2 separate regions of the Homo sapiens genome follow, and region 2 is linked to region 1. Evidence: chromatin loops called from intact Hi-C (ENCODE). Cell type or tissue: mammary epithelial cell. All regions are shown on one strand. Each heading gives the region's core, and the rest is flanking DNA. Links, peaks and the distances in the headings are about the cores only.

The links. Hi-C counts contacts between places; a loop is a spot of excess contacts. Peaks named below come from ENCODE experiments on the same cell type or tissue, not always from the same donor. Only the 100,000 strongest peaks of a DNase experiment are listed, where the experiment ranks them.
Region 2: it touches region 1 in a loop (2.8-fold over the local background); 3 of 110 quality-filtered maps call a loop at or near these places.

Annotation. Positions count from the first base shown.
Region 1 is chr16:77,233,298-77,238,684 of GRCh38, reverse strand. No RefSeq gene overlaps it. Among named protein-coding and RNA genes, the nearest start is that of SYCE1L, 37 kb to the right of the region's middle. In mammary epithelial cell, for the core only: a CTCF peak has its summit at 2,462 (motif pointing left); a DNase peak (open chromatin) is centred at 2,444.
Region 2 is chr16:77,356,538-77,361,924 of GRCh38, reverse strand. It overlaps ADAMTS18 (ADAM metallopeptidase with thrombospondin type 1 motif 18), which reads left to right. Exons shown (of 23, transcript NM_199355.4): 8 at 2,502-2,607. Among named protein-coding and RNA genes, the nearest start is that of ADAMTS18, 76 kb to the left of the region's middle. In mammary epithelial cell, for the core only: no CTCF peak of the experiment used is centred there; a DNase peak (open chromatin) is centred at 2,644.

The DNA.
Region 1 (5,387 bases), core at 203-5,202:
CAAATACATGATCGTGGTTTTCAATCACAAAACTTTGGGATAGTTTGTTAGGACATCTTTCTTGGTGTTTTGGAAAAGTCACATGTGTATAGGAAGTCACAGATACCTTTGTGTTTGGGAAGGCAGATTATTCCCATGGGAAAATCCTCTTTCTCCCACTCTCTTTATCTAAGTCACTCCTATTCACTCACTTTGCAGGTCACAGATTAGACAATCTTCCCCTGGGAATTATTCTCTGACTTCCGCAGTTATACTACATTTCACGCACCCATGCTTGTAATGCCTGTTTTTCCCATCAGTCCGAAGCCCTGGGAAGGCAAGGACAGAGCCTGCCTCGGTCACTGTCATACTCCCAGCATCTACTTTAGCACGTACCATCCGTGGAAAGAATTTCCTTCTTATGTGTTAATATCTCATGAGTCCTTCACGTGTTTACTGATCCCTTAACCAGGCTACCCGTTTCACTACAGGATCATGCTGTGTGTGACAATGTTTCTCCTTAAAGGATATATGCTCCACCTCTGTGTCTATCTTCTGTTCATAGGTCTACATCTGATCACTAAGAGCCCTTCAAACCTCCCCCGAGTATGTGCGTATTTGAATACAGGTGCAATGCTCTCTGTAAGTCATCTCTTCTTCAGCCTACAGTATAAAAAACAGCTGAGGGCCCTGGGAACATCTGGCCTGGGGTAGTACTTGACCATCCAGAGCCTTCTCCTGACAATTTTTCAGTCACTCAAAACACCTTCAAAGTGTAGCATCAAAAGCTCAGCACCACCAAGAGTGGTCTGACCAAGGCAGGTTAGAGAAAAATTGTTACATTCATGGCTTCAATCTTTTTTCTTTTGTTAATGTCACTTTCAGCTCATGTTGATTTACCAGATAGCTTTGTTTTGCTGATTATAAAGGCCTTGCAGCCAGCAGTCATCTGTGTGAAAAAGACTCCTGGGTCAGCACTCATTCACATCTCACCTCGACCTGACAACATGCACTTTGTTTTACTTATTAACATTTTAGGGAACAAGCACAGCATGTTTCATCTACTCTTGTTCTATTTTATTTTCCTTTTGAGAGAGAGTCTCACCCTGTTGCCCAGGCTAGAGTTCAGCGACAGGGTCTTGTCTCACTGCAGCCTCAACCTCCTGGGCCCGAGTGATCCTTTCTCCCCAGCTTTTGCCTCCCGAATAACTGGGACTACAGTCGTGTACCACCACACTCAGCTAATTTTTTAATTTTCGTAGAGACAAGGTCTCCCTATGTTGCCCAGGCTGGTCTCAAACTCCTGGCCTGAAGCGATCCACTTGCCTCGGCCTCCTAAAATGCTGGGATTACAAGCTGTGAGGCCTTAGCCTTGCTTTAGAATGTATATGGTAATTGGACTTTCTAGGTGCTATTGTGATTACAAAAGACTGTAATATGCGATGCTCCTGAGACTCTACACGAGGCCAGAATTCCATATTATATTTCACTTAACCAGAACTTGCTTTTGGTAGAAAAGCTTCTATTTAGCAGTTGGTAAAATTATTTAGTGCAATAGTGATCTGTTTGGAAAATTAAAAAAAAAGGCCAGGCACAGTGGCTCACGCCTGTAATTCCAACACTTTGGGAGGGCGAGGCAGGCGGATCACTTAAGCCCAGGAGTTTGAGACCAGCCTGGGCAACATGGTGAGGTTCTGTCTCTACAAAAAATAAAAATAAAAATAAATAAATTAGCGGGGCATGGTGGTGTGTGCCTGTGGTCCCAGCTACTTGGGGGTTGAGGGAGGAGGATCACTTGAACCCAGGAGGTCGAGACTGCAGTGAACCAAAATCGTGCCACTACCCTCCTGCTTGGGCAACAGAGCAAGACCCCATAAAAAAAAATAAATTACAAGTGACACTGAATTTAATTTTCGAATGAATTTTCTCTTGTTCCAGCGTTGCAGGGGGGAGTGAAGGCTTTAACAAGAAGGGATGATTTAGAATTAGACAAATTTGGGATTGCATCTCTTTTCTACCACCCTGTAAATCAATCACCTAGAGTATTAAGCGGGCGGGGTAAAGGATAAAGTTACTTTCTTATGTTAAACTACACATCTATGTGGATAGATATGATCTTTTAGTGTGCGCATCTGTGCTGAGTATACTGAAGCATGCATGCAACTCGTCCTAGTTCTTTGCTTTTTCCCCCTCGGTGGCTTAAGTCTAAAAGAGGTGCTAAAAAGATGGCAGCTCCTTCTGAACCTTGCTTGGAATTGGTGGCTCAGTGGCCTTGCCTCAGCTTGGGGGCGGTGTGTGTCTACGCAGAGCAGTCACACCTACGTGGACAGTAACAGGGCGCTCTTGGTTAGTAGGTGCACATGTGGGTCGGGGAGCAGAGACAGGAGGCTCCGCAAAGAAAGCCTCGGAGCCAGCCCGGCTCAGTGCCCAGCCGCGAAGCCGTAGCGCCCTCTGGTGTGCCCTGAACATATTGCATGGCGTCACAAGGCGGTTGGGACCGCTTGGAGCATCTCTGAGCCGACGCTGCCATCTCCTGGTGAGAGTCGCTTTCAGCAAATCTCCAGACTATTCAGCGTTCTAGGCTAGGAGCCACAAGGACTGGGCCACTTTCGCCCGAATTCCCAGGGTCCACTTTTGGAAGGCATGAAAACACACAGGAAAGACTAGTTGGCTGCCAGCAGAGCCCCTGATGACTTCAAAACATCCTCTGGGCCCGCCTTCCCCTACACAAATCTTTACCACTGCACTTTTGTATGTTTGGCGAGGGGGTGGTTGGGTTTTTTTGTTGTTGTTTTGCGATTTTGTTTTTTTGAGACAGGGTCTTGCTCTGTCACGCAGGCTTGAGTGCAGTGGCACAATCACAGCTCACTGCAGCCTGGACCTCCCTGGACTCAAGTGATCCTGATGCCTCAACCTCTTGAATAGCGGGAACCACAGGTGCACCCACCACGCCCAGCTAATTTTAAAAATATATTTTGCAGAGGTGGTGGGGGTGAGGGTCTCACTGTGTCGCCCAGGCTGGTCTAAAACTCCTGGCCTCAAAGGATTCTCCTGCATCAGCCTCCAAAACTGCTGGGATTACAGGCATGAGCCACGGTACCCACCCTGCTGCACTTTACAAACCACCCTGTGCTGCTTGTTTTCTTTCTGGTCTTTGAGGCCCCTACATGATTCTGAAGCAAATTATGTGAAGATGTTGTTGTCAGTGGTAGGAATTAAGCAACTTTACCAGAAAGTAATTTTTCCATGTTATTTATGCATGGAAACAAATATGTATTCTAAAGCAATATATACTGTTATATTTACTGTTTAACCTCATAGAAACCTTGCAAAATAGAAGCCACTTAAAGCCTCACACCCAAACCTCTATTGGAACCTTTTCACTTGGCTTTGTGTGTACTTATAGAACAAATTAAACACATAAATACTAAAAACAAAAAGCAGCTCATAATCCTCTCCTTTTGGCTTTAAAAAAATTATTTAAAGGCTTAACATGTATTAATTTAAAGGAAATGGCATGAAATGAAGAAAATGTCTCCTCATCCTGTCTTCCCAAGGGAAACCTGTGTAAATCATTCCTCAAACATCCTCCTAGGTTAAAATGAAGACACCTGCCATGTATATGTAGACAGTATTAATCTCAGTCCACACAGGTGTGAAAAAAGCTGCACTCTTTGTATAGTCCGTTCTCCCATTGTTACAAGGAACTATCTGAGACGGGGTAACTTATGAAAAAAAGAGGTTTCACTGACTCACAGTTCCGCAGGCTTAACTGGAAGCATGGCTGAGAGGCTTCAGGAAACTTAAAATCATGGCAGAAGGCGAAGGGGAAGCAAGCATCGTCTTACTGGGGCGTCTTACCAGGGCAGAGCAGGAGAGTGAGTAAGAAGGGGGAGGTGCCACACACGTTTAAAGGATTAGATCTCCTGAGAACTCAGTATCGTGAGAACAGCAAGGGGGACGCTGACGTGCAAGATCCAATCACCTCCCACCAGGCCCCTCCCCCAATTCGACATTGGAGATTTGGGTGGGAATACAAATCCAAACCATATCAGCTTTAATTTTTATAACTAACTTATTTTCGGGTGGCCCACATTTTGACAGGTGGGTGGTAATTATATGCTCCAACTGTTACCGGAGAGGGGTCCTGATCCAGACCCAAGAGAGGGTTCTTGAGTCTCCCGCGGGAAAGAATTAGAGGTGAATCCATAAAGCGAAAGCAAGTTTATCAGGAAAGTAAAGGAATAAAGAACGGCTACTCCATAGGCAGAGCAGCGGCTTGGGCCGCTCAGCTGCTCAGACTTAGTGTTACTTCTTGATTACATGCTAAACATGGGGTGGATTATTCATGAGTTTTTTGGGTAAGGTGTAGGCAATTCCCAGAACTGAGGTTTCCTCCCGTTTTTAGTCCATATAAGGTAACTCCCTGACATTGCCATAGCATTTGTAAACTGTGATGGCATTGGTAGGAGTGTGTTTTAGTATGGCAATGCATTGTAATTAATGTATAATGAGCAGTGAGGACGACCAGAGGTCACTTTCATTGTCATCTTGGTTTTGGTGGGTGTGGCCAGCTTCTTTACTGCAAGCTGTTTTATCAGGAAGGTGTTTGTGATGTTTGACCTCCTAATCTCATCCTGTGACTTAAAATGCCTAACCTCCTGGGAATACAACCCAGCAAAGTCTCAGCCTTATTTTACCCAGCCCCTATTCAAGATGGAGTCGCTCTGGTTCAAAGGCCTCTGACATAACCTCTAAGGGTGATGTTAGGAGTTACAGTGTGGAGGTTCGTTTGGTTCTTGGCCAGCTATTCTACCAGGTGATTTTTGAGAGATCTGTGAATTCTGGACCTTTCAAGAGGTCCTTGGCCATTTCCATGGTGTGCGCAGGATGTGGGTGGGGGGGGCTGGGGGGGGAGCCTCTTTGCCAATCCCATGTTTGTATAAATATGCCACTGGGCACGTCCCTTTCAGTCCTGCAACTTCTTTGTAAACACCGCATAAACCTGGGACTCCTCGTCCAAGTCCAGGGCTTCTCTCCTCCCTCACTCCCTTCCCAACCCAGAGGAAGCTCTTTCTCATCTGTGAGAAAGCATCTCTTTTTTATACTCCACTTTTGACAAAGTAGCCCTATTTTCATCCATACCCGAGAATCTTATTTACTCTGTGGCTTAAGATTTGGGCAAAAATATAGAAGGATTAGAACGATCTCATTTCTTATTTGCTTTGTTTCTCGTCTGAGGCGATAATGAGATGAACAATTACTTGTCTCCAAGAAACAGACATCAGAAAAACATCCTGTTTTTTTCACAGAAATTAAGTATATCAAAGTATTTTCCTGCTCTATTTTCCCATTATCTTTGTGGTTATGAGAGTGGCCTGAATGTGGAGCATGTTGATTTCAAACTC
Region 2 (5,387 bases), core at 227-5,226, 120 kb before region 1:
GAGCCCACTTAGTTTATTCATTTTGTATTTTTTTTAATTTGAGATGGAGTTTCACTCTTGTTGCCCAGGCTGGAGTGTAATGGCACAATCTCGGTTCACTACAACCTCCGCCTCCTGGGTTCAAGCAATTCTTCTGCCTCAGCCTCCCAAGTAGCTGGGATTACAGGCACCTGCCACCATGCCTGGCTAATTTTTGTATTTTTAGTAGAGACGGGTTTCCACCATGTTGGCCAGGCTGGTCTCGAACTCCTGACCTCAGGTGTTCCGCCCGCCTTGGTCTCCCAAAGTCCTGGGACTACAGGCATGAGCCACCTCACCTGGCTTGTATTTTTCTTTATTGATCCTACTGATGATCATTGAGGTGTGAGATACATTATTTAACTAGAAACTTGTAGGTTATTCTGTAAGCATCATGACCACAGAATCAGGTAGCTGAAGAGGATTTTACTGGGCTCCATGGTACCTAACTGTGCCACTAGGTAACAGTGCCTTTTTTAGAAGTTACTTGACTTTGAAGTACTCATTTCTTCCATATTTGTACAAGACAGTGATAGCAAGAATTGCATCTTTTATATCTATACTATATTCTAGTATATTCCATTGCACATAATAGGAATTCAACATTTTTTAAAAGTTGATGGATGGCTGTCTAAATCAGGAGTCAGCAAACTTTCTCTGTGAAGGGCCAGACAGTCAATATGTTAAGCTATGCAGGCCACAGGTCTCTGTGGCAGCTAGTCATTTCAGCTGTATTGTTCAAAAGCAGCCACAAGTAATATGTAAATAAATGAATGCAGATGTGTTTTAATAAAACTTTATGAATTTTTTTTATTTTTTTGAGATGGTGTCTTGTTCTTGTCACTCAGGCTGGAGTGCAGTGGCGTGATTTCGGCTCACTGCAACCTCTGCCTCCCATGTTCAAGTGATTCTCCTGCCTCAGCCTCCAGAGTAGCTGGGTTTACAGGCACCCACCACCACACCTGGCTAATTTTTGTATTTTTAGTAGAGACGGGTTTCACCATGTTGGCCAGGCTGGTCTCGAACTCCTGACCTCAAATGATCCACCCACCTCAGCCTCCCAGAGTGCTGGGATTACGGGCATGAGCCACTGTGCCAGGGCAGAAATTTTATTTTTTATGTTTCTCAAATTCTCTGCAGTTTCTCTGTTATGTCCTATAAATAAGTTTATTTTAACAATTAACCATTAATCACAGTCTTCAAAAACACAATGATTTTGGGAATTGTTCCATAGAAAGGGTTTTTGTAATGAAAGATGGTATATATCCATTCATATTCTGAATTTGGAATGTGCAAAGTGACATATGATAATCCAGTGCATTGTTTTCAAGAGAGATTCTGAGAAGCAGACAGTGTTATCTGTTATCCAGAGACCAAAATGTACTAAAAGGCTTGGAAAAAACAAAACACCAGAAATTCTATCAACTGTGGAAAAGGTCACTTACTTTAAGCAGTGTGTCCTAATGCAAAGGGCATGGGCTTTGACTTCCCATATGTCTGTGGTTGATTCCTGAGTGTAGAATTTATGACTCTGAGATCTTGAACAAGTTAATTCACCTCTCTGAGCTTTGGTTTCCTAAGCTATAAATACATACACACACAGATATATAATAGACATATAGCACAGTGTGTGAATTTGCAACCATTTATTTAGTGACGATGACGATGGTAGTAATGATAATGATCCCACCCCTTATTTGTGCCTTTGTATTAGATTTCCCAGCTGATCTCACTTCCGTCTTGACAATGAAGTGGGTACAATCCATTCACAAGCATGCATTTAATATTAGATGGGTACATAGATTTGTTCTACTGATTATTAGGACCCAAAACTGGAAAGAAAGATGTTCGCACACACTGTATTGTATTTGAAGATAGACTTAAGGGCTGGCCGGGATGCTTTTATAATGGCTCTTAGAGGGAAGTAACTTTGGGAACAGAAGCACTTACCACATTATAAAGAACCAGAGAAAAATGAATTTAATCTGCACATGTTGCTTAGACATTTTCATGTTTTCTGCTCTAGTAAAAGACCAGGATATGTGTTTTTCCTTGGAAAATACACCCTGAGCTGTGACGTTAATGCCACTGTTCAGTGAGCATTTTGCATTGGTTTTGCTATCATTCTATCCGTTGCTCTGACCTGAATGATAAACTCAGACAAGGCATATAAATATTCTGTGACTTACTAAACTAAATGTAAAATGGGAATTACAGTACTCATACTGACCTTACAGGGCTCTTACAAGGATCAATTGATAACAATATGTAACAAAAGCAAGAAAATAGGAAATGTTGCATTTATACATTATCATTACACAGGACAAAGAACTATAGATCTTTTTTTTTTTTTTTTTCCAAAAACACTGAATGCATTGATCTATTAAACTAAAACTGTGTAGAACATTTTGAGGACATAAATCATCATCATGTATCTGTGTGTGCAACCTTTGGATTCACATTTGAAACTGCTCTTTCAATAGGGTTTGCCCCCATCAGTGGAATGTGCTCTAAGTACCGAAGTTGTACCATCAATGAGGACACAGGACTTGGCCTTGCCTTCACCATCGCTCATGAGTCAGGGCACAAGTAAGTGCCTCTTTGAACCACTACTTTATGTGAAAACTAGTTGGGTGATTCATTGGTGTTCCTCTAACCGTTGTTGTTGACTTAGGCAGAACAAAGAGGATCAGTCTTGTGTAAAGCTTAGAATAGTTTCTGACTATACAAAGGGCTCACTAAAGGCTAGCTGTTGTTGATTTCATTCTCTTTAAACAGCAGCACTTAATAGCCACACAGTACTCCTTCGTGTGCACAGATGGGGTCTCTGGGCTGCTAGGCATTTGTTTATTTTTGTTCATGTTTTGCAGCAATGAAGACACTTCTAGCTGATTCTTTATGCACAGGAAGTAATCATGGAGAAAAATTAATTCCCAAAGTATAATGGCATGCTGCTTTTTAAAAAAACTTTTGCTGCATGTACTGAATATTCTTTTAGTTGGCAACATTGCATGTACTTAATATTCTTTTGATTGGTGTCACTAAATCTTCCTTTTATGATGGAGACAACGCTATAGAGAATTTTCAAACATTAGAGCAATAGCAGCTGCATTGGAACAAGTATAATACTTTACAAAATAATTATTTCAATGTGTAGTACTCTTCAGATATACCAGTTTAGGATGTTTGTGTGTGTGTACTTGTGTGTATATTTTATTCAACATACAGGAAATAACTCATATATTTTCAAAGCATCTAGTTAATTTTTGACTTAAAAGCAAACATCATTCAGTAACCATAGTTGGTATTTTTATATGTTGGTGCTGCTATCTTTTTTCTTTTTTTGAGACAGAGTCTCCGTCTGTCGCCCCGGCTGGAGTGCAGTGGCACGATCTCGGCTCGCTGCAACCTCCGCCTCCCGGGTTCAAGTGATTCTCCTGCCTCTGCCTCCTGAGTAGCTGGGATTACCAGTGCCCACTACCATGCCTGGCTAATTTTTATAGTTTTAGTACAGATGAGGTTTCACCATGTTGGTCATGCTGACTACAGGTGATCTGCCGACCTCGGTTTCCCAAAGTGCTGAGATTACAGGTGTGAGCCACCACGCCCGGACAGTGCCAGTATCTTCTATGAGCTACATTTATTATCTTTAGGAAATTTAAACCTTGATCATTGTTGTTATTGTTATCCAACAAATTTCCAACATTATTATACACACACACACACATTTAGACACACATGCACACTTTCCTAGATATGAATAAGCCAATTTTTAAAATTGTAAATGGAGAAGCGAAAATGCTCACTAAGAACAATGCTTCTCATACAAAGCAGGAAACAAAATATGTGTGCATATCAAATGTATGTCTAAGTTTGTTTTACCAGCATGAAGTCCAACCGAACAGGTGTCACTTTTCAAAATACTGGTCATTGAAAAATTTCATTATCTTTGCATATGTGTTAAAATTATCCAAAATCAAAATCCAACATTTTAGATAAGGAAAAGCAGAACATATTCTTCAGGTAGGATTCAGGAGAGAAGTCAGAGGTTGGGGGAAGGACAGATGGTAAAATAAAATACATACCTAAGTTCTAAATAACATGGACTTAAGAAGTTCTGAAACAGACAATTCCTGAGATATTTATATGGCATTTGGCATGTGCTAAAGAAAATATGTTATCATCTTCTAAAATGCTATTAAATTAAATTTAAGATTGTTAAGTTCAAAATTAAATTCCGACTTGATTTTCTTACGCACATAAAATTCCACTGAAGTTCTAAGTAAGTTCTTTTCCTCTAGCGTAATGGCTTCAATCTCTCCTACCCCATCTCTGTTTCTGGGATTCTTGCTGTTTCTTCTCGTGCTTTATTTATAGGTTTCTTTCTGTTTTTTACTTTCACAAATATATTTAGAAAGGGTGTCTCCCAAAGAAATCCCCTTAACGTCTTGGTTAGGTGAGAAGAAGAATTAAATTGGGAAAAGCTGAGGATAAGAAAATGCTTTCACTGAGTATACATTGACGTTAGTCAATACCTATTTTTGAGTGGTCACCTCTGAATACCTAAGGAAGTCACTGATAGGATAGCATACAGTTGCCCTGCTACTATTTTCCTGACAAAGTGGAAGGAATGCTGGAAAAATGGCCATATTATAGACATGGGTCACAAAAAAAGTCATATCTTTTATCGTAACATATTTATTTGGTATAGACTACTTTCAAAGGCGAACTCTATAAATGAAATTATATCAGGATAACATTTATTTACATAGGAGTCATATCTGCCTTATAAATATATGGTCTAAGACACAAGTTTTATTCTTTTAAATAATGAGATTAAGAACAATTTAAATTAATGATGAAATTCATATTTATATCCTTCCGTCCTCTGCATCCCTAAAAAAAAAAAAAAAAAAAAAAATTTCAGAAAAGACTTTTCTCTGTGCTGAATTTTTTAGAGAAGATCAAAGACTCTTATTTCCCCATCTTCTACCACTTTAACATCGCCTGAAGTAAGCTTTGTCTTTATGGTATGTATCCTATGTGGGTATGCACATTAATGTCACATTTATTCTTCCTGTCAGGAAATTTGAGAATTCTTCAGGTATAATGTGCATGATTTCTAGACAGTAGACCACCTAAAGTTTTTCTTCTATAATTACTAGACCCTTCTGTGATGAAACAAATTAAAGTTTTCTCATATAATACATCTGAAAGATAACAGTAATGGTCAAGATTTAATAGCCTTCAATAAAGGGGTTCAAGCATGTTAAAAAAATGTTTATTATAAGAGAGTTTAATTACAATTAGAGTTTGTGATTTCAGCTAATAAATTGATCATAGTTGGAGAGAAGTTTTTATACCATGCT